Linked DNA regions of Homo sapiens: regions 1 and 2 are each linked to region 3. Evidence: read pairs that join two places in POLR2A ChIA-PET (ENCODE). Cell type or tissue: MCF 10A. All regions are shown on one strand.

Region 1 (8,000 bases), 54 kb after region 3:
TAAGGTATGGGCTCTATAGAGTCTTTGACCTTTTTAATGGAATAAATATAAACAATAGAAAAGAGGCCCAGATAATAAACAAGATTAGTCAGAATTGGCTGTCAACAGTAAGAGGTTAGGTTTTAGGGATAAAATAGAAAAGGAAAGGGCCGGACGTGGTGGCTCATACCTGCAGTCCCAGCACTGTGGGGGACCAAAGCAGGAGGATTGCTTGAGGACAGGAGTTCAAGAGTAGCCTAGGCAATATAGCGAGAGCCTGTCTCTACAAAAATTAAAATAAATATGAGGATGAAAGGGATTGCAGGAGAGGAGAGGGAATGAGAATGGGGAACTTGCATGCTGTATATAAAGGGACTACTTGTTTCCTAGTACAGAGATCATCACATTTAAAGGATAAATTAAAAGACCTTAAATGTGAGTTAAGTCAAGAAAAAATAATAATCAGAAAAGAAGTTGCAGTTCCAGTGGCATGTGCCTGTAGTCCTAGCTACTCAAAAGGTTAAAGCAGAAGGATCAGTTGAGCCTGGGAGTTTGAGCCTGGGCAACATAGTGAGACCCCATCTAAAAATTAGCCAGGCAAGGTAGTGCACACCTATGGTCCTAGCTACTTGGGGGGCTGAGGTAAAAAGATTGCTTGTGTCTAGGATTTGAAGGTTACCGTGAGCTATGATTATGCCACTGCACTGCAGCCTGGGCAACAGAGCAAGACCTTGTCTCTAAATAATAAAAATAAAATGCTATAAGGGTTCAAAAGAAGAGTGACTAGGGATGACTTCGGAAAGAAGTCCTGAGGAGAGAGGAATAGGTATTACCAAAGACAGGAGATACTGATGTATACACAGTAATTGCAGTTGACAAAGAGTAGGCATAGCTAATTGGAGCAGATTGTGTCTATGGCATAGTGGATTTCATGCATTCTTTAACAGAAGAAACCACCTCAAAATTTTTTTTTAATGTTGAACTTCAGTATATGAAAGAGAAGGGAAGCCCACACAGTGTTTTTTTTGTTTTTGTTTTTGTTTTTGAGACGGAGCTTCGCTCTTGTCACCCAGGCTGGAGTGCAATGGCGTGACCTTGGCTTACTGCAACCTCTGCCTCCTGGGTTCAAGCGATTCTTCTGCCTCAGCCTCCCCAGTAGCTGGGATTATAGGCATGAGCCACCACGCCTAGCTAATTTTTGTATTTTTTAGTAGAGACAGGGTTTCATCATGTTGGCCAGGCTAGTCTCGAACTCCTGACCTCAGGTGATCCACCCGCCTCAGCCTCCCAAAGTGCTGGGATTACAGGCGTGAGCCACCACACCCGGCCCACTCAGTTGTTTTGATTGAAGCAGAGTTCTAGGTCTCCAGGAACAGTTTAAAAGCTATAGGCTGGGTGCGGTGGCTCACGCCTGTAATCCCAACACTTTGGGAGGCCGAGGCAGGTGGATCATGAGGTCAGGAGTTTGAGACCAGCCTGGCAACATGGCGAAACCCCATCTCTACTAAAAATATAAAAATTAGCTGGGCATGGTGGCGCATGCCTGTAATCCCAGCTACTTGGGAGACTGAGGCAGGAGAATGGCTTGAACTCTGGAGGCAGAAGTTGCAGTGAGCCAAGATTGTGCCATTGCACTCCAGCCTGGGCGACAGAGCAAGACTATCTTAAAACAAAAACAAAAACAAAAACTGTAACTAGGCTGGGCGCGGTGGCTCACGCCTATAATCCCCAACACACTGGGAGGCTGAGGTGGGAAGATCTCTTGATCTCAGGAGTTTGAGACCAGCCTGGGCTACAATAGTGAGACCCTGTCTTTACAAAAAAAAAAAAAAAAATTAGCCTGGTGTGGTGGTGTGCACCCTTGTTCCTAGCTACTTGGGCAGCTTAGGTGGGAGGATCACTTGAGGCCAGGAAGTTGAGGCTGCAGGGAGCCCTGTCCATGTCAGTGTGCTCCAGCCTGGGTGACAGAGTGAGACCATGTCTCAACACACACACACACACACACACACACACACACACACACCCTTATAACTGGAAGGCAGAAATGGGAAATATTAGAATAGGCACAAATCTCATACTTATTTATTGTTTACTATGTGCTAAGCACTTAACAAATATCTCATTAAAATCTTATAATAGGCCCCTGAGAGAATTACTGTTATTCCCATTTCGTGTAAGAAACTTCTCTTTTGTGTAGAGAAGTTTAATAAGTTCAAGGATAAGCAACCAGTAAACTATAGAATCAGGATTAAGATCTTAGGCCTTCTGCCTCCAAAACTCATGCCACACTGAATGTGGAAGGCTTTAATGCTCCTTCAATGCGGAATTGTATTTTGTAAGCCAAAGGCAATTTTTGATCAGAAGAGAGGTATAGACTTATAGCAAGAAGAGATACTGAAGGCTGGACATGGTGGCTCACGCCTGTAATCGTAGCACTTTGGGAGGCCAAGGTGGGTGGATCGTTTGAGCTCAGGAGTTTGAGAACAGCCTGGGCAACATGGCAAAACCCTGTCTCTACTAAAAGTACAAAAAAAAAAAAAAAAGTTAGCTGGGCATGGTGGCGTATGCCTATAGTCCCAGCTACCTTGGGGACTGAGGTGGGAGGATCGCTTGTGTTCAGAAAGTCAAGGCTGCAGTGAGTTGAGATAATGCCACTGCACTCCAGCCTGAGTGACAGAGACCCTTTCTTAAAAACAACAACAACAACAACAAAGAGAGATTGAAGATAATTTAATCTAAAACTCATTATACAGTTGAGAAATTTATTTTTAGCATTCTACAATGTTTTAGTGATACTGCTGAAACCCAAACCCAAATTCTTTTATTTGAAATCTAAAGCTCTTTCCATTACCCCAGCCTGGCATTTGTGGTGGAAATAAAATAATAGTCTGGTCAATGTATGTCTGAGGAGGGAGATGGAAAACCATTTAGAAAGTTATCTGGGTATGAGTGTAGATAAAGGCTTGAAAAAGTAATAGCACTGGAAATGGAAAGGGAGGTATAACTATGAAGGTTGATAAAACACGTGAACTATGAAGCACAGTATATAGTCAGTTTATGCACGTGTTTGACTAGCAAGCCCCTGTTCACTAGATTTATTGTTAATCCTTTATAACAGCTATCATTTATTGTTTACTGAGTGCTTGCACATGAATTATCTAATTTAAATCCTCTTTGAGATAGACATTCCCATTTTATAGGTGAGGAAATTGACATTCTGAGCAATAATTTGCCCAAGGTCTTATAGCAAATAAGTGGTAGAATCATGGTACTGAAACCTATGCTTTTAACCAATATGCCTTAACATACCTAAACTGTAGGTGCTAGTTCACTTCTCTATCCTGGGGAGATATGATAGTGGTAAGGAATACCAGTGCTACAGAATTGAAATATACTGGGCCGGAAAAAGTGGAGATAATTCTGAATATGATATATTTTCTTAGGGCACTTGAAGTCGTAATATATATTTTTCATGATGAGTATAAATTCACTAGAAACCTGAGGTTAAAATTGAGTGGTAAGAACTTTTGCCAAATATTTAGGGATGGAAATTGGTGTCCAGGGAAAAAGAAAGTACTGTAACTTATATCTTATACTGTAATTTCCTCCCTGATTTCTTCTTATACTTTATATTTCTCTCCTGTGGCATTTTAAATGTTCTCTCTTGTATAATTTTTGTTGATGTGTGTCTTTTACCCTCAGTAGACTGTAAATTCCTAAAGGATAGTAATTACTGTGCATTTATGTATTCTCTATTGTTGCTTTTCTTGTTTTGTATTCTGCATTTGTTTATTGCATGCTTAGAATATGCCAGATCTGGGTCGGGCGTCGTGGCTCACGACTGTAATCCCAGCACTTTGAGAGGCTGAGGTGGGCGGATTACCAGCCTGGCCAACATGGCGAAATCCTGTCTCTCCTAAAAATACAAAAATTAGCCAGGCATGTTGGTGCATGCCTGTATTCCCAGCTACTTGAAAGCTGAGTCATGAGAATCACTTGAACTCAGGAGGTGGAGGTTGCAGTGAGCCATCTGGGTAACAGTGTGAGACTCTGTCTCCAAAAAAAAAAAAAAAAAAAAAGCCAGATCTGTACTAAGTCTTTAAGAGTGAGTAAAATATAACGTCTGCCCTTCTGCTCTCCAGAGGCTTATTTCTAATAAGGAGACAAATGTAACAAATTTAATACAGTATAATGACTGTTGTAATTATGAAGTTAAAGGTACAGTGGAGGCTTAATAGAGAACTGAGCAATTTAACTTAGAATTTCAATTTGTTGGCCAGGTGCGTTGGCTCATGCCTGTAATCCCAGCACTTTGGGAGGCTGAGGCAGGCGGATTACCTGAGGTCGGGAGTTCGAAACCAGCCTGACCAACATGGAGACACCCCGTCTCTACAGTACAAAATTAGCTGGGCCTGGTGGTGCATGCCTATAATCCCAGCTACTCAGGAGGCTGAGGCAGGAGAATGGGAGGCGGAGGTTGCAGTGAGCCGAGATAGCGCAATTGCACTCCATCCAGGGCAAGAAGAGTGAAACTCCATCTCAAAAAACAAAAAAAAGAATTTCAATTTTTTTTTTAATGATTAACAAGTGAAAAGTCTCAGCTTGTGAGAATAAAGAAGCAAGCAACTATTTTCTGTACATGCAGCTATACTTGCTGATAGATACGTGGAGCACAGGTGTCTGTGAGTTAGTGGAATCACTTTATTCTTCCATGAGAAGCATTGGTATTTTAAAGTGGGATGAAACCTGAAAATAAGAATACAAAGTAAAAAGTGTTTTATAAGAAATCTATTTTATTAAAGAAAATCTTTAGAAAGTTCATTTAAAATTTACCACCAAAATTCAAAGTAATGGTGCTTAAACATCTGGAAAAGAGAACAAAGTGTAATATCTTTTCATGTAGTGTAATATCTTTTCAAATGTAGTTTATTAGTTTAAAATCCAGTTTTTCCTTTCTCACTAAATCTTCTCAAACCAGTAGATAGAACTCCCACTGGATTTTCTTGTAACTCCCATTTGGTTCAGAAGGAGGGAGCAAAGAAGGTAGGAGCTGGGGCCTCGTGGTAGCATACATATTTGAAATTGACTGAGTGTGAGACAATAGCAAGTGGTGTGAGTTGTGCCACGTTTAGAGAGGACTGATTATTGCCACCTAGGATTATAGTCTCAGTGTAACATTTTAAGGTTATTTGAAAATTTCTGAACTTACCTGAACAATGAATGAATAAATGAAAAAAAATGAAAAAATAAACATTTTACACTTAAATATTTCATTTAGATGAACTTTATAGAGGAGCTAGTAGCCAAGCTTCTATTTTTGAGATCTCCATAATGGTAAAGGGGGTCACATTTGTCCCCTATGTAGTCCAAAATCAGTCCCCTGTCCTGGACCTTATCTCTAGAGAACCTCAGTATGTCTGGGGCACAAGAAGCTCTACATTTAGGGCTGGGCTCAGTGGCTCATGCCTATAATCCCAGCACTTTGGGAGGCCAAGGTGGGCAGATCATTTGAGGTCAGGAGTTCGAGACCAGCCTGACCAATACAGTGAAACCCCGTCTGTACTAAAAATACAAAAGTTAGCTGGGTGTGGTGGTGGGCACCTGTAATCCCAGCTACGGTGGAGGCTGAGGCAAGAGAATTGCTTGAATCCAGGAGGTGGAGGTTGCAGTGAGGCAAGATTGCACCACTGCACTGCAGCCTGGGCTAGAAAGTGAGACTCTGTCTTAAGAAGCTCTACATTTAACAAGCCCTCCAGGTAATTTTGATGAGCAGCTGGGCTTAAGAACCTTATCTCAAGAACATTTTTTTCCTATACAGGTTTTGCCCTTTGATGAGCTAAATGTAGAGGCAAAGTGGGTGAAGTGAAAATGACTAGATTGTTGCCACTACTTTTAAGTAAAGTAAGAACAAACTTACGTGATGCTGTATAGGTTACACAGCATTTTCATATTTCATTTAGTTTTATAATCCTTTAAATAATTGTTATTATTAATATCCCTATTTTGTAGTTGAAGAGAGGGAAGTACCAAGGAGTTAAATGACTTGCTCAGTGTCCCCCAGCTTGTTTGTTGTAGAACTGGACCTTCAACCCAGATCTCTTAACTCCCAAACCCTGTTTCATGCTCATAGTGGTAAGAGGCAACCTGGATGCAAAGTTGATGTGTATTACAGGTTGAGGAGGGGTGAATAGTTTCATGAACTTTTAAAAAGCAGTTCCATTTTTAAATTCTTCCTAGAGCTTCTATAAACCCTTTTTAAGACAGCAACAGTGACTCTGGCTTATTTGCTACTAGTTCTCTGCTTTGTTATATTATCACCCAAGCCCACCACGGGTGGGTAAGACTACCCACCCATGCTAGAGAGGGTAGTCTATCCCATGCTAGAGAGGGTAAGACTTCTTTTTTCTTTTTCTTTCTTTTTTTATTTTTGAGACGGAGTCTCACTCTTGTTGCCCAGGCTGGAGTGCAGTAGCATGATCTCGGCTCACTGCAACCTCCGTCTCTTGCGTTCAAGCAATTCTCCTGCCTCAGCCTCCCAAGTAGCTGGGATTACAGGCACACGCCACCACGCCTGGCTAATTTTTATATTTTTAGTGGAGTCAGGGTTTCACCATGTTGGTCAGGCTGGTTATGAACTCCTGACCTCAGGTGATTCACCTGCCTTGGCCTCCCAAAGTGCTGGGATTACAGGCATGAGCCACTGTGCCTGGCAAGACTTCTTTTTTCTAATGGCCACACTCCTAACAAGTCATGCTTGTGCATCACCTGTTTCTTTTTTTTTCTTTTCTTTTTTTGAGAGATGGAGTCTCGCTCTGCCACCCAGGCTGGAGTACAGTGGCATGATCGAGGCTCACTGCAACCTTTGCCTCCCGGGTTCAAGAGATTCTCCTGCCTCATCTTCCCAAGTAGCTGGGACTACAGGCTTGCACCAGCACACCCAGCTAATTTTGTATTTTTAGTCGAGATGGGGTTTCACTGTATGTTGGCTAGGATGGTCTCGAACTCCTGACCTCAAATGATCCACCCACCTCAGCCTCCCAACGTGCTAGGATTACAGCCATGAGCCACCACGCCTGGCCTCGACTGTTTCGTATTGACTTCCAGCATGTTGTGTTGTTGGAATTCCCAGTTGAGTTTGAAACAGATTTTCCACTTGGCATATTAGTAGTTCCTATCATGCCATTCATACTTGCTTTGTTGTTTCACATTTATCTTTTCATAGCATGAAATGTAATGATTGGAATTGCATTATGGGCTACATCTTCTCTAATTGGTTCAAAGCAAATAGAGATTGGATGGGAAAAGTCAGTGGATTATGGGCCTGTACAAAAGTGCTTTGATGAACATCCATGTCATGTACATCTCCTCAATACTAAAAATACTGGGTCATAGAATGGACACATGCTTTATTCTACTAGTTATTTTAAAAATAACTAGTAGAATAGTTATTTCTACTATTTAGTAGAATAGTTATTTCTACTATTTAGTAGAATAGTTATTTCTACTATTTAGTAGAATAGTTATTTCTACTATTTAGTAGAAATAACTTTAAAAGCAGAAAGCATTTAAAGTGTTTTACCCATTTATTTTTATTTTTTATTTATTTATTTATTTTTTTGAGACAGAGTCTCACTCTGTCACTCAGGCTGGAGTGCAGTGGCGCAATCTCGGCTCACTGCAAGCTCCGCCTCCCGGGTTCATGCCATTCTCCTGTCTCAGTCTCCAGAGTAGATGGGACTACAGGCGCCTGCCACCACACCCGGCTAATTTTTTTGTATTTTTAGTAGAGATGGGGTTTCACCGTGTTAGCCAGGGTGGTCTCGATCTCCTGACCTCGTGATCCGCCCACCTCAGCCTCCCAAAGTGCTGGGATTACAGACGTAAGCCACCACGACCGGCCGTTTTACCAATTTATAATCCCACCAGCTGGGTATGAGAGTTTCAGTTTCCCTATGTCCTCAAACTTTAAAATATATGTCAGTTTGACAGGATAAATGTGATCTCATTGCTTCTCATTTGTT
Region 2 (8,000 bases), 240 kb before region 3:
AGGATGCCTACCAGGGACAAAAGGAGATGTGGGAACTGGAGCCCTAAGCTTGCTAGCTGTCAGAAGGACTGGTGCCACTTGATGCCCAGGACTCATGCCAAGGACTGCTGCCCTGTTCCCAGCCCCTTGCTTGATGGGGAGGCCATTTGGCCCATCTGGCCAGGAGAGGCAGCAGAGGGTGAGGTCTGGCTTTTTTATCTTGTCTCCACTCCAGGGAGCTGTCACCATGCCTCACTCGTACCCAGCCCTTTCTGCTGAGCAGAAGAAGGAGTTGTCTGACATTGCCCTGCGGATTGTAGCCCCGGGCAAAGGCATTCTGGCTGCGGATGAGTCTGTAGGTAAGTGGACATCTGTAGCCAGGTAGGGTACAGGTGGCTAGGGGACCCTGGGGATGTTCTCACTGCCTCTCTTTGTTTGCCCCTAGGCAGCATGGCCAAGCGGCTGAGCCAAATTGGGGTGGAAAACACAGAGGAGAACCGCCGGCTGTACCGCCAGGTCCTGTTCAGTGCTGATGACCGTGTGAAAAAGTGCATTGGAGGCGTCATTTTCTTCCATGAGACCCTCTACCAGAAAGATGATAATGGTGTTCCCTTCGTCCGAACCATCCAGGATAAGGGCATCGTCGTGGGCATCAAGGTGCAGCCCCTGGCCCTGCTCTGAATGGAAGCTGGGTGTGAAAATAAGCTTGTGTAGGAGGGGTAGCAAGGAGAATCCTGCCTGGATTCAACCCTCTGCTTGTACTTCCTCTACAGGTTGACAAGGGTGTGGTGCCTCTAGCTGGGACTGATGGAGAAACCACCACTCAAGGTATAGGATGGGTGGGCTTGAGGACCAAAGAGGTGTTAGATAGTTGATGCTGGTAAAAGAGGGGCAGAGTAATGAGGTTGGCACTGTGCTTGCAGGGCTGGATGGGCTCTCAGAACGCTGTGCCCAATACAAGAAGGATGGTGCTGACTTTGCCAAGTGGCGCTGTGTGCTGAAAATCAGTGAGCGTACACCCTCTGCACTTGCCATTCTGGAGAACGCCAACGTGCTGGCCCGTTATGCCAGTATCTGCCAGCAGGTGTGTGTGTTGGGAGGGTGGTGAGCTAGGTGCCCTGTATGCCTGGTGGGGAGAGAGTCACAAGGCTTTCTTCATCTCCCCTACTGCCCCTCCCAAGCATCTCTGCTCTTGCCTGCAGAATGGCATTGTGCCTATTGTGGAACCTGAAATATTGCCTGATGGAGACCACGACCTCAAACGTTGTCAGTATGTTACAGAGAAGGTGAGTCCACACCTGGGCACACAAACATACTGCAGGGACAGCTCGGCAGGAGTGTCTGTTCCCCAGAACCCCCAGCTTAGATCCAGGCACACTTTCCCCTAGCACTTTTTCACTTCATCCCGGCACAGGCCTGTGATCTGAGCCTGTACTGAGCCCTCACAGTCTGTGCCCATCTACCCCTACATAGGGAGCATCGAGCAGTAACCAGTGGGGGCCCAGACCCTTAGTAAACCTCCTCTAATCCCCACCCAGGTCTTGGCTGCTGTGTACAAGGCCCTGAGTGACCATCATGTATACCTGGAGGGGACCCTGCTCAAGCCCAACATGGTGACCCCGGGCCATGCCTGTCCCATCAAGTATACCCCAGAGGAGATTGCCATGGCAACTGTCACTGCCCTGCGTCGCACTGTGCCCCCAGCTGTCCCAGGTACTACCCAGCTCCCTAACCTGCTCCTATCCCTAAGGCCCATCTTCAGGTCCTTCTTGTGGCCTTCAGGGGTTCCCTATCCTGGAAAAATTGGGAGTGACCAGTCAGTTTGTCTTCTCTCCTCCACACTAGGAGTGACCTTCCTGTCTGGGGGTCAGAGCGAAGAAGAGGCATCATTCAACCTCAATGCCATCAACCGCTGCCCCCTTCCCCGACCCTGGGCGCTTACCTTCTCCTATGGGCGTGCCCTGCAAGCCTCTGCACTCAATGCCTGGCGAGGGCAACGGGACAATGCTGGGGCTGCCACTGAGGAGTTCATCAAGCGGGCTGAGGTTGGGAGCTACAGGTGGTGGTGGGTGGGGGCAGCACCCAGAGGCTATAGCCTGGGCAGGGCTTGGCACCTGTGGGCTGGCTCAGCCTGCTTACTCCACGCTCCCTTTTGCAGGTGAATGGGCTTGCAGCCCAGGGCAAGTATGAAGGCAGTGGAGAAGATGGTGGAGCAGCAGCACAGTCACTCTACATTGCCAACCATGCCTACTGAGTATCCACTCCATACCACAGCCCTTGGCCCAGCCATCTGCACCCACTTTTGCTTGTAGTCATGGCCAGGGCCAAATAGCTATGCAGAGCAGAGATGCCTTCACCTGGCACCAACTTGTCTTCCTTTCTCTCTTCCCTTCCCCTCTCTCATTGCTGCACCTGGGACCATAGGATGGGAGGATAGGGAGCCCCTCATGACTGAGGGCAGAAGAAATTGCTAGAAGTCAGAACAGGATGGCTGGGTCTCCCCCTACCTCTTCCAGCTCCCACAATTTTCCCATGATGAGGTAGCTTCTCCCTGGGCTCTCCTTCTTGCCTGCCCTGTCTCCTGGGATCAGAGGGTAGTACAGAAGCCCTGACTCATGCCTTGAGTACATACCATACAGCAAATAAATGGTAGCAAAACATTCTACTTTGCCTGTCTGTTTTACACATCAAATTCCCACCTCCCAGTTTCTGATCTCTGCTAATTCTATCTCTGGGCCCTCTGACTCTGGAGGTGGAGAGGGTGGGATTTGAGTCTTACTGGGCTTCAAGTTATGGAGGAAGGGCACATGCAGTCACCATCCCCAGCTCAGGCTCTTGCTCTCTTGATGTCCAAGTCTGGAGTGGGGCAATGAGGAAGACTGCAAGTCTTCTAGGGACTGCCACATCAGTGGCACTGGGCTGCAGCTACAGAAGTATGGAGTGAGGCCAAACTGGCAACTCCTGAAGGCAGATTTGTGCAAGGCTCAAAGCAGGGAGGCAGCAAGACAGGCTGGGATAAGAGTGGGTGGGAGTCTCTCCCATCTCGCAGTGTTAAGCCCAGCTGGGACCTGGTACCTTCCACTAGGGTGAGCCACACCAGTAAGGGCAAGCGAGCACCTGGACTCCCGCCCAAAGAGGAAAACCAAGGCTCTGCGGGCTGCCAGGGCTGAGCAGGGCATCTAGGAGGTTGCCAAGGGCTATGGCCCATTTTCATTTGGGGTAGAAGTGGGCACAAAGGGAGCCAATTGGAGGGTCTGGGTAAGGACAGCTCTGGTGAGGCCTGATGCTGAACTTTAACCACTGGGCTGGGTTGTGAGGTAGGCTGAGAACCTGGGTCTAAGCAGATAAAAAGAAGAGATAACAAGCTGCGTGTGTTCTGTGTCAACTGGGGAGGCTACAAATGCTCCACCCTGTGTGGCCTGACTTTATAATAACAAAAATAGCTTGCACATAGCACCAACCCTGTTCTAATCACTTTATATGTACTGACACATTTCATACAACTCTATAAAGTAGGTACTATTACTATCATCCCTATTTTAATAGAGAAAACAGGCACAGATAGGCACAGAACGATCTTCTCACGATCACTCACCTAATAAGTGATGAAGCCAGGATTTGAACCGCAGTGATCAGCATCTAGAGTCTGGGCTCATGACTTTTCAAGATTTTTAAGTGAAGTATTCTGAGTTTTCCAAGTTGGAAATGAATTAAAACGTATTTTAAAATAGCGAGAGAGCCAATTGTGCTAAAACATACTAGCTTGCTACCTCCGTGTTTGAGGCTTTGAGGAGAGGGCACCCTAAGAGGAGTTCTACGATAAGGATAATAAGACCGTGACAGTTGACGTTGAGGGCTTTCCGTGTGCCAGGCTCCTTACAAGAACGGCCTCATTTATGTAAATATCTCCATTTTCAGATGAGCCTCGGAGCTGCCTGTAGTTGCCCAGCTAGTATTTAAGGACTGCAGAGGTTGCGCTCTTGATTGCGGGGCTAGAAGTGTGTTCTACAGGGAAGCGGGGAACTTCGTTCCAGCAGCGCCGAAACCCGCACGGCCCCTAGGCTGTCCCTCCGCGCCCGGGTGACTTCCTTTCAGATCCCCAGCGAAGCTCCCAGCGGAGCCCTCCCACCCCTCGCCCGCTTGCTCCCGTCTGCGGGTCTGGAGTAGCGCTCGCGATTGGCCCCGATCACCGCCGCGGTCCTGCCCCCTCGTTGCAGAGATTCCGATTGGGTGAGGCTCACGAAGCTCTGCCCCCACGGTGGCCGGAGCAGCCGGAAGCTAGCATGGCGGCCGCCGGGGCTGCGGCTACACACCTAGGTGCGGTGGGCTTCGGGTGGGGGGCCTGCAGCTAGCTGATGGCAAGGGAGGAATAGCAGGGGTGGGGATTGTGGTGTGCGAGAGGTCCCGCGGACGGGGGGCTCGGGGGTCTCTTCAGACGAGATTCCCTTCAGGCTTGGGCCGGGTCCCTTCGCACGGAGATCCCAATGAACGCGGGCCCCTGGAGGCCGGTGGTTGGGGCTTCTCCGCGTCGGGGATGGGGCCGGTACCCTAGCCCGTTTCCAGCGCCTCAGTCGGTTCCCCATGCCCTCAGAGGTGGCCCGGGGCAAGCGCGCCGCCCTCTTCTTCGCTGCGGTGGCCATCGTGCTGGGGCTACCGCTCTGGTGGAAGACCACGGAGACCTACCGGGCCTCGTTGCCTTACTCCCAGATCAGTGGCCTGAATGCCCTTCAGGTGAGACTGCTGTGCGGGAGGGTCGGGGGACAGCCCCCCCGGCAAGGTGGAGACTCAGTGACGGCCCTGATGCTCCTTCCTGTAGCTCCGCCTCATGGTGCCTGTCACTGTCGTGTTTACGCGGGAGTCAGTGCCCCTGGACGACCAGGAGAAGCTGCCCTTCACCGTTGTGCATGAAAGAGAGATTCCTCTGAAATGTGAGTTACTGGGGATCAGGGCTGCTTTTCGCCTCTGAGCTCAGTTCAGAGCTGAGTTGGGTGGGAGGAGCGGGGGTGTACCATAAACGCAGTTAAAAACTTACTGTTGAAAGACCTCTGAATGAACAGTGTGTTTGGTCAGAAAAAAACTACTTTCAAATTCACAGTCACTAAATAGCAATTTTACTCGTAAGACAGGCTACCTAATCGGAAGCAGTTGATGCCCATCAGGGTATAGGGGAAGAGGTGGGATATAGTGGAAAGAACACAGAGTTTGAAATTAAATTGGATTTGCATATAGGCCCTATTTAGTTTGTTTGTTTATTTATTTATTATATTTTGAGACGGAGCTTCGCTCTGTCGCCCAGGCTGGAGTGCAGTGGCGCCATCTTGGCTCACTGCAACCTCTGCCTCCTGGGTTCAAGCGATTCTTCTGCACCAGCCACCCGAGTAGCTGGGATTACAGGCGCGCGACACTACGCCCAGCTAATTTTTGTATTTTTAGTAGAGACGGGGTTATGCCATGTTGGCCATGCTGCTCTCGAACTCCTGACTTCAGGTGATCCGCATGCCTCAGCCTCCCAAAGTGTTGGGATTACAGGCGTGAGCCACCGCGCCCAGCCCCTATTCAGTTTAACATTAAACACTTTACTGGGGTACTTTTTTTTAGGTACCAAGAATTTAGGAATGAATAAGAAATTGATAATGGTTTCAAGATGTTCATAGGTAGGGGAGAAAGATAAAATAAATTACAGTAGAAGTATACAAGAAACAGAGATTGCACTTAGTAAAGAGTATTAACCATCTGGGAGGAAAGAAAGGCAGAGAAAGTTTTGAGAGATGTAATTCTTAAGTCGGATTTTTAAAGGATGTGTAGGAATTCAGGTTAAGTGGGAAAAGGAGGGAGAGAATTTCAGGCAAAGTTAATAGCATGAGACAGTATAAGGATAGCTGATAGTTGTTGCTCGCTGTGTGCCAGAAACTAGGTGAAGCATTTTATATGTGTTGCCTCATTTAATCCTTTCTAATGATATGATCCCCATTTTATAAATGAAGAAACTGAGCCTTAGAGAATTTAACTTGTGCAAGGTCACACAGCTAGTAAGAGATGGAACTGGGATTTAAATCCAGGCCTGACTGATTCCAGTGTTCAAGCTTTTAACCAACAAACTATACTCCTGTGTGAAAGTGTGGCGGGGTGAATCAGCATATTGGGGGACCTATGAGCAGTTTTGCCTTACTGGAATGTGTAGTGAAAGACTGGGAATGACTGGAGATTTGGGCTGAGTCTAGAGCATGAGGCATCTGTGTGCCATTTACTTTTTTAGTTCTTTAGCCTTGGTGAAAACTTTTCTTTTCTTTTTTTTTTTTTTTTTTGAGAAAGGGTCTCTCTTTGTTGCCCAGGCTGGAGTATGGTGGCACGATCAGGGCCCACTGCAGCCTTGACCTATTGGGCTCAAGCGATCCTCCCATCTCAGCCCACCTGCCTTAATAGCTGGGACTACAGCCGCACACCATCACACCCAGCTGATTTGTTTTGGTATTTTTAGTAGAGATAGGGTTTCGCCATGTTGCCCAGGCTGGTCTCGAGCTCCTGGGCTCAAGTGATCAGCCTCCCAAAGTGCTGGGATTACAAGTGTGAGCCACCGCACCCGGCTGGTTAAAACATTTTTTTAAAAAAATGATATTTCGTATGGTTCAGCCTCTGTACACACACAAACTTCTGGTTTTCTTTCTTTTTTTTTTTTTTTTTTGAGATGGAGTTTCGCTCTTGTTGCCCAGGCTGGAGCGCAATGGCACGATTTTGGCTCACTGCAACCTCTGCCTCCTGGGTTCAAACGATTCTTCTGGCTCAGCCTCTGAAGTAGCTGGGATTACAGGCGCCTGCCACCACGCCCAGCTAATTTTTTGCATTTTTAGTAGATACGGGGTTTCACCATGTTGGCTAGGCTGGTCTCAAACTCCTGACCTCCAGTGATCCACCAGCCTCGGCCTCCCAAAGTGCTGGGATTACAGGCGTGAGCCACCATGCCCAGCCAAACTTCTTGTTTTCTAAACAAAAATTGGACTATCCCTCACAAGTTAGTTTGAAATTTGATTGTTTTCAGTTTATCATGGATTTCTTCATATTTGATAACACAGTGTTCAGTAATATGGGTATACTGTAAACGTATAGTATAGGCAACACGTATAAAGGGTGACCAAGAGTATAGAATCTGGGATCAGAGAGCTGGAATTCAAGCCTTATTCTGCCACTTATTTGTGTAAATTTGAGTAAGGTTGTTAACTTCTCTAAACCTTGGTTTCCTCATCTGTTAGACGGAAATAGTAATAGCGTTGTTCATTTATTCAACAAGTATTTACTTTGTAGCTATGTCAGATACAGTTCTAGTTACTAGAGATATAGCAGTGAACAAAACAGACAAGAAGAAGACAATAAAAAAGACAAAGCTGGATGTGGTAGCTCACACCTGTAATCCCAGCACTTTGGGAGGCCGAGGCAGGCAGATCACTTGAGATCAGGAGTTTGAGACCAGCCCGGCTAACATGGTGAAACCCCATCTCTACTAAAAATACAAAAATTAGCCGGGCGTGGTGGCGGGCGCCTGTAATCCCAGCTACTTGGGAGGCTGAGGCAGGAGAATCGCTTGAACCTGTGAGGTGGAAGTTGCAGTGAGCCAAGATCCCACCACTGCACTCCAGCCTGGGTGACAAAGACTCCATCTCAAAAAAAAAAAGAAAAAAAGACAAGTAAGTCAAATGTATGTTAGATGGTGACAGAAGAAAAATAGAGCAGGACAGGAGGAGAGGGAATTTTCTTGAGGAATGGGAGGGGATTGCAGTTTTAGATAGGGTGGACAAGGGAGGTCTCATTGAAAAGAGGACATTCGAGTAAATACCTAAAAGGCGAGGGAATAGACTGTGCAGATATCTGGGGGAAGAGCATCTTGGCAGAGGGAAAAGCATGTCTAAGGTCCCGAGTTAAGAGCAAGTGTTGTACCTTTCAGGAGCAGTGAGAATCTCCTTGTGGCTTCACTGGAGTGAATGAGGAAGAGAGAAAGAGGAAATGAAATAAAACCAGAACAGTAGAAG
Region 3 (8,000 bases):
GTCTATGAGGATCCAGCCTAGGGGTGCAGAAGGCCCTACAGGGTTAGTTTGCCGCCAGGTACCTCCGAGGCAGGCAAAGGCCACCTGACAAGCTGGCGGCAGGTGGCAGGGAAGGGGGTCCACGAGCACAAAGCCCTTACGCAGGGTGACAGAGGCGGGGATGGAGGTTCTAGCACTCAGGCCCATGGCTGCTCTTCACCCTTCCTCTCTGAAACCCAGAACTGGCACATCCCACGGGGGATACAGCCCTCCAGGCTGTAGAAGCCACAGGGGCCTAGGCTCAGGGTACCAGGCCCAGCCCAACACAGAAACCACCAGCCACTGCCGGCCTTCTGCCCGCTGCCCAGTCTTAAGGTGACGGCTCCTATGAGAATCTTGTCCTATTTAAATATTTTAAAAGTATGGCTCTTCTTCCTGGAAAATGCATAAACACAGCATTCCATATACAATTTCACAGAATTCTGAAGCTCTACTAGGGACTCCAGGTGAAGACACCCTACATAAAGTGAAGAGGAAAAGTGACTGAATTCTAGATCTGGTCATTTCCTTGGGAACTCCTCCTGCCCTCCCCACCCCGAGCGGCAGCCCCAGTGCCTCACCTTCTTTGTCGGTCAGCACCTCCATGCGCCCACTGAACATGGCCTTGAGCATGGTGTCGTGGCGGGTCAGGGCCCGCACAGTGGTGTAGTACAGAGAGCCGCCCACGTTGAGCTGGACATACTTGTTGCCCAACCCTCCTCCCTTGAAGCCACTGAGCTTGGGCTTGGCCCCTGAGGCTGGGCACAGGCAGGTGTCCCCCGACATCTCCCGCTGCAGGTAGATCACCACACGGCAGGAGGTAGGCTTGGAAGGCTCCGCCGTGGTGGAAAGGGTCACGAGTGAGTGGCCAGTGGAGGCCAGAGCCTCATAATCTCAGTGCTGTACATGGGAGAGGGAAGAGAAGACACGAACCAGCTGAGACAGCCCAGGAGGAGACAATAGCAGAAACACGACCGTACTCATTCTCTCCCTGACAAGCCCAAGCACTGCTCCCTGGCAGAGGCTAAGTCCCTGCCATTTTGCTTTCTTTTTTTTTTTTTTTTTTCTTAGAGACAGGGTCTCACTCTGTCACCCAGGCTGGAGTGCAGTGGTGCCATCTCGGCTCACTGCAGCCTTTGCCTCCCAGGCTCAAGTGATCCTCCCACCTCAGCCTCCTGAGTAGCTGGGACCACAGGTGCACACCACCACACCCAGCTAATTTTTTTTTTTTTTTTTTTTGGTAGAGACAGGGTTTTACCATGCTGCCCAGGCTGGTCTCGAATTCCTGAGCGCAGGCGATCCGCCCACCTCAGTCTCCCAAAGTGCTGGGATTATAAGTATGAATCACCGCGTCTGGCCTCCCTGCCATTTTTACTATAGCAGGAACCAGGGCTGGAGGCAGTCTCCCAGACTCCTGCCCTGGTCACCTCATCAGCCTCCCTGAGACTCAGCTCCACTCAGGGCAGCGAGGAAGACAAGCAAACCCATGGAACCAGTTAGAGAGGGCCAGAGGAACAGATCACCCTAGAGATCTACCAGTCAGATTCCAGTTACTTTCTTGTCAAGGTTCCCAGGATCCCAGACTTCCAACCAAACCTACTGGGAATCCAGCCAGTCTAGGAGTTTCCCAGGAGCCAGAGGGACAGGATGCACTTCCTTTCTAAAGATTCCAGCCTCCAGAGCAGTCTGTGCCAGTGTTTATTTTGAGCACCACCGAGAGTCTGGCTTCAGGAAGGAAAGTAAAAGCAGCTTCAGGAGAGAATGCAGTAAGCCAGGGTCGGGGGTGCCGGCCAGTGTTCTTGGTGCAGGTTACCTGGGCTTCGGCTGGGGCTTCCTGACCTTCCCCTTTCTTGGCACCAGCCTTGTCCCAAGTTCCTGAAATTGTCACCATTTTTCAGGGAAGAACAGCTATAGGATGGCTGTTTTCCTTTCTTTTTCCTGAGAGGGAGCCCAGCCCTACTCTCCTCTTCCCTCCCAATAAGAATGGGAGAAGAAAGGACTAGAAAAGATCAGAGGATAAATCTAAAAACAATGAGGTGAGATGTGTGCTGCCACCTGCCTGTACTCCTGGCTACTCAGTAGGCCGAGGTGGGAGGATCTCTTGAGCCCAGGAGTCAAGACCAGCCTTGGCAACATAGCAAGACCCCATCTCTTGGCATTTAATATGTACTAGCTCATTTAACTCATTCAGCAATTAAACTACTGAGTGCCTACTATGTTAAGCAGTAGGGAACAATGAAAAAATATTGTCTTTGCCTTCAAACAGTTCAAAGAAGCATCATAACAGGAATTTTTAAAAAGAGAGAAAGCTAGCATTTATTGTACCCCTACGTGCCAGGCATTGGGTACTCAGAAGAGAACACATATAGAAAGTCATGTCCACATGGAGCTTACATTCTAGTGGAAGGAAACAGACTAGCAACAAGGACTTAAATAAATAAGCAGATAATTCCAGAACCTGATAAATGCAATAAAGATAATAAAACAGTGATATGAGAGTGATTAGGGAGAGGCACTAATTTAGACAAAGGGACAGGAAAAGCATCTTTGGGATGGTGACATTTCAGCTGAGGTTTGAAGAGAGCATTGTAGACAGATGGAAGAGTAAGTGCAAAGTTCCTGTTAGAAACAAGTTTTAGGGGGCGGGTGTGGTGGCTCACACCTGTAATCCTAGCACTTTAGGAGGCCGAAGTGGGTGGATTGCTTGAGCCCAGGAGTTCAAGACCAGTCTGGGCAACATAGTGAGAGTTTGTTTCTACAAATAAAAAAAAATTAGCCAGATATGGTGGCTCATGCCTGTGGTCCCAGCTGCTCGGGAGGCTGAGGTGGGATGACTGCTTGAGCCTGGGAAAGTCAGCCTGGGTGACATAGGGAAATCTCATCTCAACAATGACAAAATTAAAACAAGTTTGAGGATCAGAAATACGGTCATAATGGCTGGTGCACAGACAGTAGGGGGAAGTTGGTTTGATGTCAAGTCAGGGAAGGCAGGCGTTAGATGATAACAAAGGTGGATTTCATACTAATTGCTATATAGTATATGAATCAATTGGAGGGTTGCAAGCAGGGGAGTGATATGATCTGACTTGCTTGTAGTGTATTTTGAAAAGATAACTTGCTGCTGGGTAGAGAATGAATTGTAAAGGTGCAAGAGAGAAAGTGGGAAGACCAGAGGAAGCAGTAGTCTAGGCAAGAAGAGATGATGGCAGCCTGGACCACATTGGTAATAATGGAGACAGAAAAAAAGTGGAATGATTTCACCGAATGCTCATCACATGCAGGAGTTTACAGTTGCTCATGCCTTGTAAGTGCAACCCAGAAGCAGGGCACTGGTTTCCCAAGTTTACCGCTGTGTTCCCCTAATGGTGCTCAGCACAATGCCATGCACATTTTAAGTATTTAACATACGTCAGTTTGTTAGACTGAAATTGTCCCTGAAAAGATTTAGGTAAGTCCCTGGGAAGAATGTCCAAGGAAGTGGACAGCCAGCGTGGGTGCTGTGTGAAGCAGTGAATTCCTTTGGCGGCTTGTCTGGGAGACTCTTTCATTTGCCACAGGGGTTGGGTATGGGAGGTGAGCCCTCACCAGGAGGTTGCCAATGACTAAGAAACACTAGAATGGTATGAGATCACCTTCCCTTTTCCCGCCCACCTCAAAGGAATAAATCCACCTCTCTAACAGGTATTAGCAAGTTCCCTGTGTATTTTGTGTCTAGTCCTAGTTTTCCCAGGATCAGAGAAAGCACACATACATGTTCTGCCAATGCAAAGGAGCTCAAAGGATAGGCCTGCCAAGAGAGGTCGGCGGATCCAGAGCTAATCTCTTCCTTTCCTACAAAGCAATTGCTTTGAGCCCCTGGATGACGTCAATCACATTCCGCCCAGACCAATGGGTTCCAGGAATTCTGTGGCAGGTGACGCCCCAGAAAGTAATTCCAGTGAGAATGAAGTTTCCACTGATAGCCACAGTGCTCTTCCTTCCGCACTTTGTGTGTGGATATTTGGGGATGCCCGGGGCTAAGGGCGGATCCGTGGCTCACGCAACGAAGCTAATGGGAACCCAAGCACAACAAAGGGCAAACAGCCGCGGAGGTGGAAAGAGGAGGGGTCTAAAAGGAAGAAGGACCCAGAAATCCGTCAGACACGGAGGACGGCGGGAGGAAAGCTGAGGGCTAGAGTGGCGGATCTAGCAGAAACCCTAGGTGTAAAGGTTAAGCGTCACCCAAAAAGTCCTGGGAAATGTGGCCGGTGTGGGCTCTTCTCTAGCCCGGACCACTCCTCACTACCGAGAAACCCACACCGGTTCTCACGCCCACCCTCCGTGGGAGATCGGAGCTCTCCATCTCCCCTACGCCGCCCGCGCCTTTTCCCCCAGGACCCGGCCGGGCTCGCTCTACTCCAGCAGGGGCCGTCCATCCCTTCCCCGAGGGCATCGGCGGGCCCGGCTCTCACCGTCCCCGGGGGCGCCTCTCCTCTCAGCTGGGTGGCCAGCGGACTCCGAGCCGCCCCTAGCCTGCAGCCGCCTGCCCCTCAGCAGTCCCAAGCTGTGAGCTCACATCCTGCGCTCGTCGACTCCGCCCGGAGTGCTGCCCAGCCCAGCCGGCTGGGGAGCCTGAGACTACAAGTCCCTGCATGCATAGCGCTCTATCCGGGAAAGGGTGGAGGCGGAATCCCCCGAGGGTCTTCGCGGAGAGAGCAGAGCTACTTCTGGCCGCCTTGCCGGCGCTAAGGCTTCTGGGTCTTGTAGGCCGGGCCTCCCCTCGGGCCTCTGTTTCCCAGCAGGCTCTGTGGAATGGGGGCTGTAAGTGCTTCCGGAGTCAGGAAGGTAGTGACGTCATAGGTAAACAGGCTCTGTATCCGTGGCAGCGGCCGTGGCAGGCTGGCTGGGTACCGGCTGTCGCTGACCCAGGAGAAGCTGCCTGTCTACATCAGCCTGGGCTGCAGCGCGCTGCCGCCGCGGGGCCGGCAGGTAGGCTGACCTCGGGTCGGGGGACGCGGGCGGACCAGGGGCGAGAGGAGCCTGACAGGCCCGCGTCCTGAGGAAAGGCAGTACCGGGCGGGGAGAGACGTGGGAATTCCGCCCCACTCTCAGGGGGGCGCTTTCACACCCAGCTTAGGCCTGGAGTTTGATGCGTTGATGCTTGCCACGATCTTACGAGGAAACTGCGGCTCGGATAAGTTCGGGGAGTTTACATAGTAAAGAGTCGGCTCGCAGTGCCTCGCATGCATCTGGGAGAGCCGGGGCGCAGAAAGTATGCCACCGCCTCATGCTCAGGGAGCTTAGTCCCAGCTCTTGGGCCAGGTGTTGCTCAGATGCTCAGACACGCGTGTGATGGGAGTTGGTAGATAATCTGTGAACTCTTTCCCTGCACCTCTTCTTCCATCTTACCTATCTCTTTAAGCCAGCCCTTCCAATCAGATAGGTGGGCCAAGCCAGATTCATGGGAGTCATGCCTGACTTGTTTTTCTCTTATCCCCAAACCCCCACATTCAGTCAGTCCATTGCTAAGCCCCATCACCTCGACTTACAAAACATCTCAACTCGGAACACTTGTGTTCGGCTGCCAGCCTTGGTTACTGCAATAGTCTCCTGTTTCCACGGTCATTCATTCCACAAACATTTACTGAGTGCCAGTTATGTGTGGGCACCATGCTAGGTGCTAGGGTTAGAGTGATGAACAAGAAGGTACTTGGGGCTTTGCCCTCTCTTGTTCCCTCCAATCGGTTCTCTCAGGCTGAGCAAGAGTGATCTTTCTAAGTCTGATTTTGTTGGTCTGCTGAGAACCCGCTGGCTGTCCCATTACCCTTCTGATAAAATCCAAGCTCATGACTGCGTCTTTCAGAGCCTTCGGTGATCCAGCTGTTGTCTCCCTGTCTAGCCTCATTCTGTTCCCTTCTCTTGCTCAGTCTCTGTTCTCGGAATGCATCAAATTTCCTGTTGCCTCAGGATCTTCACATACGTGTTTCCTTCTGCCTGCAATGCCTTGCTTCCCCTTTCACTTGACATACTTTTGGACAGTCTTTAGGTCTGTTTAAGTGTCATTTTTTTCAGAAGGCCTCTGTTGGCCCTCCCCTCCAAGTCCGCCCCCCATGAACTGTGTCCTCCTGCAGCACTTCACACAGCACCATGTACTTTTCCTTATAGTAATATCACGATTTGTGATTATTTCTTTACCATCTGTCCAGAGGCATTGTTTTCACTAGTCTGTCCCCAGAGCAGGGACTGAGTGGATGTTTCTGAATAAATGCATGCTCTCAGGGAAGGGGGTGGAAGTTGAAGCAGATATTTGCTCCCTCATGTTACTTCAATCTTTCTGGAGCAGCTGGTCAGATTAATGACCTGTAGCTGCGAAAGACAGATTTTTTGGTTTTTTTTTTGAGACAGGGTCTCACTCTGTTGCCCAGGCTGGAGTGCAGTGGTGTGAACACGGCTCACTGCAGCCTCCACCTCCTGGGCTTAAGCGATCCTCCCAGCTTACCCTCCCAAGTAGCTGGGACTACAGGCACCTGTCACCAGGTCTGGCTATCTTAGAAATCTTTTGTAGAGACGGTATTTTGCCACATTGCCCAGGCTGGTTTCAGACTCCTGTGCCCAAGTGATCCTCCCACCTCAGTCTCCCAAAGTGCTGGGATTACAGGCATGAGCTACTGCACTGGCCAGATCTTTTTAAAAAGCCCTATTTTAAGGAAGCTACAGATGAACAAAATGCTTCAAAAGGATGATGCTAGCTCACTTACATCAGTGGATTCCAGTGAGGCCAAAGGCCAGAGTCGTCTACAGACAGCTCATAGACATGTATTAGTTGGCCCATGCAGTGTTGGATGTGGGTTTTCCCCCTTACTTAAAATTTTTGGATTACATACCAACATTGAGGTACTGGATTTCTGGTCATCTTAAAAACCAGAAGTTCTGGAAACAGTGAGACTTGATTATTTTCCAGCCATTGCTCCTCCTTGGCACACCTGCCCTGGACAGCCAACCCCAGAATCACCCCATTCAGAACAGGACTTCTCTAAGGAAGCCAGAAGGGAAACAGCTGAGGCTGGGGGCAGTGGGGGCAGAGGGAAGGGGCTGGTGCAAGTCCAGGTGATGGTAGACTTTGGAGCACCTGGGTTTTAGAATTGGCATAGCAGCCAATTGCTAGATGTAAGTAGCATTGCCTCCCTTTTTAAACAGGTCATAAAGATGTCTATGTTTAATTGTGTGTGTGTGTGTGTGTGTGTGTGTGTGTGTGTTTTGAGCCAGAACAAGAGTGAGTTTTCAGTATTTCCTTCCTAGAATTGAGGCATCCTTTGGAACAGGAATGCAAGGTGGCTTGGTAAGGGAGAAGATATCTCTGTTAGTTCTCTGTTGCCTACAGAAAAAATCCAAACTCCTTAGCTTGGCATGCAGGGTCTTCCTGGTCTGGCTCCAGCTCACCTTTCCAGCTCCATTCTTTTTCCTCTCGTCCTTAGGTGAGATAGGTCCTTTCAGTGACTTCAGGCCTTTGTCCATGCTGTTTTCTCTGCTTGGAATACCTATCCCTGTTCTCCTGCCTTGATATGTTCTTGCTGATACTTCATTCCTTTTTGTGTTTTCTGCTAGGAAGAGAATGACCCAACTTTGATTCCCAATTCAGGCAAGCATACGTTTTGAGTAATATTCTTACTCCTGACTTTTTATTTTTTAACCATAATTTTTAATTTACTCGGATTTCCTTTATTTGGTTTTTGTGTTGTTCCAGTATATGTATTTGAGAAGCCTTTTCATGTGCTTTTCAGTACATAACTGGTGATATATAAAGTAAATACACTGATGGCTTACAACTTAGTTCACATGTCACTCCTTCATTAATGGCTCTGTCCTCCTCTGGCTCTTTACTGATGTTTCTAAACAAGCATTTAACGCAGTGTGGTTTTTCAGTTTCCGTGTCTGTCTTCTTCCAGCTGAACTATGTGCTCTTCAGGGCGGGCACCGTGTTGCATTCATCTTTGTACCCCCAG

Evidence for each region. ChIA-PET counts read pairs that join two places held together with the same protein. Peaks named below come from ENCODE experiments on the same cell type or tissue, not always from the same donor. Only the 100,000 strongest peaks of a DNase experiment are listed, where the experiment ranks them.
Region 1: POLR2A ChIA-PET joins it to region 3 with 29 read pairs; 9 of 35 experiments call an interaction of 5 or more read pairs at or near these places.
Region 2: POLR2A ChIA-PET joins it to region 3 with 15 read pairs; 5 of 35 experiments call an interaction of 5 or more read pairs at or near these places.

The regions. Positions count from the first base shown.
Region 1 is chr17:28,278,747-28,286,746 of GRCh38, reverse strand. It overlaps the pseudogene KRT18P55. Among named protein-coding and RNA genes, the nearest start is that of TMEM97, 36 kb to the left of the region's middle. RefSeq lists an enhancer at 3,461-4,660. In MCF 10A, no CTCF peak of the experiment used is centred here; a DNase peak (open chromatin) is centred at 3,956.
Region 2 is chr17:28,567,759-28,575,758 of GRCh38, reverse strand. It overlaps PIGS (phosphatidylinositol glycan anchor biosynthesis class S), which reads left to right and starts at 4,235. Exons shown (of 12, transcript NM_033198.4): 1 at 4,235-4,296; 2 at 4,571-4,710; 3 at 4,796-4,907. The coding sequence starts at 4,263. ALDOC (aldolase, fructose-bisphosphate C) reads left to right here. Exons shown (of 9, transcript NM_005165.3): 2 at 215-338; 3 at 425-636; 4 at 753-807; 5 at 903-1,063; 6 at 1,182-1,265; 7 at 1,518-1,692; 8 at 1,825-2,024; 9 at 2,138-2,639. The coding sequence starts at 227. The coding sequence ends at 2,233. RefSeq lists enhancers at 3,855-3,904, 4,595-4,714 and a silencer at 4,695-4,891. In MCF 10A, a CTCF peak has its summit at 169; a DNase peak (open chromatin) is centred at 4,158.
Region 3 is chr17:28,332,326-28,340,325 of GRCh38, reverse strand. It overlaps IFT20 (intraflagellar transport 20), which reads left to right and starts at 4,854. Exons shown (of 5, transcript NM_001267776.2): 1 at 4,854-4,986. It overlaps TNFAIP1 (TNF alpha induced protein 1), which reads right to left and starts at 4,565. Exons shown (of 7, transcript NM_021137.5): 1 at 4,470-4,565; 2 at 600-918; 3 at 1-17. The coding sequence starts at 804. RefSeq lists silencers at 4,423-4,472, 4,966-5,157 and an enhancer at 4,513-5,042. In MCF 10A, no CTCF peak of the experiment used is centred here; DNase peaks (open chromatin) are centred at 1,605, 3,655, 3,905 and 4,725.